Regions from separate parts of the Mus musculus genome. Here region 2 is linked to region 1. Evidence: chromatin loops called from intact Hi-C (ENCODE). Cell type or tissue: gastrocnemius. All regions are shown on one strand.

Region 1 (2,500 bases):
TGAGCCCCAGGCCACTGGATGCAGTAGCTGGTATGCTTTGTTTTCCTAAACAGAGAAGAAAGGGTTTCCAAATCCTGTCCTCCAAGCTGTGCCTTTGAAAGGGCTGGTGAGGTGGCCCCTGTCTGTGAAGACTGGACCTCTAGTCGCCTGCCCCACGAGACTACTATGTTAGGAGTCTGAGCTCAGAGCTTCCGAGCTGATGATGGGCTACAGTACAGGAACTCAAGGACTTCCGCTCTTGCTGCTACAACTGGCAGCCAAAGTGAAGAGGTTGGTTCTAGGTCGGGCCTAGCTCTAATGTGTCTGCAGGCTGAGGCAGCAGAGTGCCTTCCAGTTAGGACAGGGGTGCAAGAGCACACTTGTCACCTGGGATCTGTGACTCTGGGGCATGAAGGACAAGGCCTCGGTGGAAGAGAAGCTATGTCCCCTCCCATCCTGTCCTCAGTCTTGGCTCCCCATCCTCTGGCCTGTTTGTGGACAGATGCTGGGACAGCATCAAGAACAGCTACCTTAGAAACTATTTATTCATCAGAAGCCCCCAGGGCTTGCAATCCTGGAAAGATATTTTCAACTTGCTGCTTGTGCGGGATGTACAAAGGAATGAATGGTATTTTATTGCTGTAATATTGTATAATACTGTAACTATACCTTAATGTTGTTACTTACTGTAAATGTGCTATGGTTTTATCAACAATAAACACTCATTAACATTGGCATTGGCATCTGCTCCTGGTAAAAGAAGATTGCCTAGGAGTTCAGAGTTGCAGAAGAGCCCCGCTGGACCATGGAGAACCCAGAGCTGAGTCTGTCCCACTGGGCAGGAAAACCCCACAGCAGAGCTACCATATACCTTGCCACTCACCTGTCTGGTATCACTCTGACTCTGTCCTCAGATTGGCCAATTTCTTCACCTGGGAAATGAGGCGCATGAAAATTTGATGTGCCAATGGGCTAGACAGAGCAGGACTCTCAGTGGGGAGGAGGCCCACCTATGGCTTTCTCTGGCCTTATGGCCCAGGCCCCTCCGTCAGGCTGAGATGAGGAAGGTCCTGAGGTTTACACACCTGTGCCAGCTCTACACTGCGTGGCCTGCCGAGAAGCACCAGGGAGATGCAGGAGCAGGCACTGAAGGGCAGCCTGGGCTAGGAATCTGGTAAATATACCACCCTCCTACCCCTAGTTCTTGTTAAGATCAGTGGGAGTGGCTACCATTTAAGTAGCATCCTGGAAAAGAATGTAGAGACTCCAGAAACCAGAGAGGCCCGTTTCCTAGCTCTTTTTGGGTAGAGGGCCGGCAGAATGGCTTGAACTTCACTCTGGGGCTCTGGACTCAGCAGTGAGGACATCCTGTGCATATTCTCTTCCACTGAGGCCCTGTCTTTCACGCCCCACAGTGCCCTCTGGGGGCCACAGGAAGGAGATGCAGTCCTCAGTACCACCATGTGAAGCAGCAGAGAGTGTCTGCCCTTTAAGGGTTTGTGTCTGACCACTCCACCTCCAGCAGAGCTGTTCCTAGCTGAAAAGGCAAGTCAGTTTACAACTGGCTCCAACCTGTTCCTCCGCAGGTGTTAGGATTAGATGAGGAGTTAGCCCCCTAGGCTCATATTAAACAGGTACTTTTAAACAAATATTTAATCATTTTTAAAATTTTTTAAAACATATAAGGGTACTTATGTGAAAAACTCGGTGTAAGCACATGCAGCCCCAGCCAGGACTGTGGGGGCCAGAGTCAGGGTCACTGTGGGGCTTGCTGGCTGCCAGCCTGGCTCCAGTTCAGTAAGAGACCCTCTCTCAAGGGAATAAAGTGGAGAATGACAGGAGCAGGAGACCCGGTGTCCTCTGGCCTGCGCGTGCGCGCACACACGCACACACACACACACACACACACACACACACACACACACTCTCACAAACACACACACACACACACACACACACACACACACACACACACTTCTGTGGGGGGAAAGCTAACTTTTCCTAGGACCTAACACTTATAGCAACAGGGGTGTTTGATCAGTTAGCCCAGGGCAGCAACTCAAGATCATGCGAGCCACTTCTAAGCTGTCAGGCTGTTGCTACTAGCAGCTAGACAAGAACAAAGTTGACTTTTTTTTTTAATTAGTATTGTCTTTATTTACATTTCAAAAAAGCTCCCTATACCCTCCCCCGCCCCCACCCACCCACTCACTCCCACTTCTTGGCCCTGGTGTTTCCCCTGTACTGGGGCATATAAAGTTCGCAAGACCTAGGGGCCTCTCTTCCCAATGATGGCCGACTAGGCCATCTTCTGATACATATGCAGCTAGAGACACGAGCTCTGGAAGACCAACGTGTGGATACTTCATTCCTCCTTAGAATAGGGAACAAAATACCCATGGAAGGAGTTACAGAGACAAAGCTTGGAGCTAAGACGAAAGGATGGACCATCTAGAGACTACCCCACCGGGGATCCATCCCATAATCAGCCACCAAACCCAGACACTATTGCATATGCCAG
Region 2 (2,500 bases), 250 kb before region 1:
AGCTGAAAAATCCTTCTGTCTTCCCAGAATGGGCACTTGCACAACGTCCAACACTTAAAGGCTCCGCTAACACGGTCTTGGTGAGCTCGATTCCTCTCATTCAGGACAGAGGACTTACTACAGTTTAAATATTCCCAACGCAGCACACCTCTGTGCCTGTCCTCGTACCCTCTACTGTCTGTGTCACTTACTGAAGATCAGCCTTCAAACGCCATCTCGTTCCTAGAACTTTGTCACTGGCCCGGTCTCACATCCGTCACAGTACTCTCTGCCTTACACCATGGCTGTCCAGTGTTCCGCAGAAACACACCTAGCAGGGCCCTACTCAACTAGGGTAATGAAAGCTGACTTTCAAAAGAAGTGTCAGATGTCCCCAGTGCCACAACAAAGGTAACCCCGAGACACACAGAGAACCTCAGCTTGCTCTCCAAGGAGTCTGATACTTGCCAGGAATCAGAACTTACATAAGAAGCAACCTTCAATCTCTGTGGTCTGATCTAAGGTCTGATCTATAACCCCTGCTTCGTGGTCAGAGTCTAAACACACAGAAGATTGATGTGCATGGCAATTATTAAGCTGATTTTTTCCTACTGATTCCTAGTCCAAAGCAGAATTGTCCCTCTTTGACCTCTTGGCACAGCACCCTAGAAAGTGGCTTAAAGGGTACTGAATGCTTTTTGAGATCACGTGATTAAACTATTCCACTGCTATTAATCACAGAGTTGGGTTAATAAAGAGCATCCATAGTGTTGCTTTCATAGATAGAAAATATGCAAGCACCACCTTGGAATAGAAACGGATAGGTTATGGTGTCGATGGCTATAATCATTTATTATATCCTTATAGGCTGAGCTAGTCATTTTATTTTCTTCAAAAATATGGAGTCATTACTATTATATCTTTTGTCCGAAATCAAGTGTTCACACCTTGAAATATTAGCTACTTTACCATGGACATGTTTTATAACTGGTGTAACTAGAGAATGACCACCTAAGGATGTCTCATCCAAGTGACCTCACAGGAATTAAGCACCTCAATTAACATTCAAGTGAAAGTTCTAGTAATTCCTCATAAAAGCTCATACCGAGTTATACAGTGCGTGCACATGTACGTGTGTGCACAAACGGGCGCCTGCCTCAGAACAAGTCTTCTTCCTGGCTTACCTGAAGCATTTTGTCAGGGCTGGGCTCGATGCCAGGGGGCATATTGCTTGGGTCAAAAGCCATCTGTTCAACTTCAGCAAAGTAATTAACTGGATTTTTGTTTAAAACCAGTTTGCCAACTGGTATAAGAGGGTAGTCCTTGTGAGGCCAAACCTGAAAACAATGTCAGATTCATAATTACCAGATAGCCAGCTGGCAGACCTGGAAGGCCCCCATGAAAACACCAACTTTCACATGTAATCAAGCCCGTGGAAATAATTCTTAACCCAACAGAAACATGATAAGAATTTCAGGTGATTGCCTTATCATTTCGTAACAGTAAGTGGTAAATATTGACACTGGTGCAGAAACAGAGTAAATTAGCTTTTCAAAATTTGTCCCCTGCTAATAACACACAGGAAGGCTCCAACGTGACCTCAGTGAACTTCCCACACAAGAGGAGAGGTGAGGCACCCACTCACGGGAACAAGGGCTCTGCTGAGCTACCACCTCTTATCTAGCCTGCTCCTGACACCGTGACTGCATGGCTATAATTTATATTATTATTTAGCAGCAGCAGCAGCAGCAGCAGCATACAGGACGACACTTATGAAGCAATCCAGCTGCTGCTGACTTACCTTGGTCAGATCAAATGGATTAAATGGGAAAGTTTCTGCCTCCTTAAAAGTCATGACCTGGATGTAAAACGTCCAGGACGGGTAATTGCCATTGGCGATGGCATTGAAAAGATCTCGGAGGCCATAATCCGGATCTTCCTGAGCAAGCCTTCCTGCCTCTCCAACAGGCAAGTTTTTGATGCCCTGGTCGGTCTGCACAGTGAAAGAAAGAAGCGCAAATGGAGTTTAGGAAAGCGGTTACAAACCGTAACTGGTGACTTCACTGAAGGGTTCTAGGTAGCACAGCCCATTTGGGTAACACGATGACATTTTCCTTAAATCACACTTCTACTGTTCAGAACTAACAGTAATAAATTTATTTACAGGAAACTATATTTATTTATACCAATTCTTTTCAATGTCAAATTATTCCTCTCTTTCACTTTATTTTTTTTACATCATCTGAATTTTTATACTATTAACTTTTTAATCAGAAAAAAAAACTGTCTTAATAAGAAAAATTCTCATCCACTAAAATAAGCAACAGATAATAAAAATTAAAGGGTTTTTAAGTTCACTTTATTCTTAACTAACACATTAAAACACAAAAACTATGCATATTAATGGAGAATGTTTACCATTTCTTTTAGCAAAACACTCAAATCCTTCCTTCCGGGTTTTTTAGAGCTGTAGTACAGTGACTATCTACAGTCACAGTACAACAGCACAAAAGAACTTGGT

What was found. A loop is a pair of places that touch in the nucleus more often than their neighbours do. Peaks named below come from ENCODE experiments on the same cell type or tissue, not always from the same donor. Only the 100,000 strongest peaks of a DNase experiment are listed, where the experiment ranks them.
Region 2: a loop joins it to region 1, with 2.3 times the contacts of the local background. A loop is called at or near these places in 28 of 42 quality-filtered maps.

What each region holds. Positions count from the first base shown.
Region 1 is chr2:103,717,711-103,720,210 of GRCm38, forward strand. Abtb2 (ankyrin repeat and BTB (POZ) domain containing 2) reads left to right here. Exons shown (of 17, transcript NM_178890.3): 17 at 1-713. Among named protein-coding and RNA genes, the nearest start is that of Nat10, 42 kb to the right of the region's middle. In gastrocnemius, a CTCF peak has its summit at 1,411 (motif pointing left); DNase peaks (open chromatin) are centred at 1,044, 1,396 and 1,744.
Region 2 is chr2:103,465,914-103,468,413 of GRCm38, forward strand. Cat (catalase) reads right to left here. Exons shown (of 13, transcript NM_009804.2): 7 at 1,781-1,972; 8 at 1,164-1,316. Among named protein-coding and RNA genes, the nearest start is that of Cat, 18 kb to the right of the region's middle. In gastrocnemius, no CTCF peak of the experiment used is centred here; a DNase peak (open chromatin) is centred at 1,196.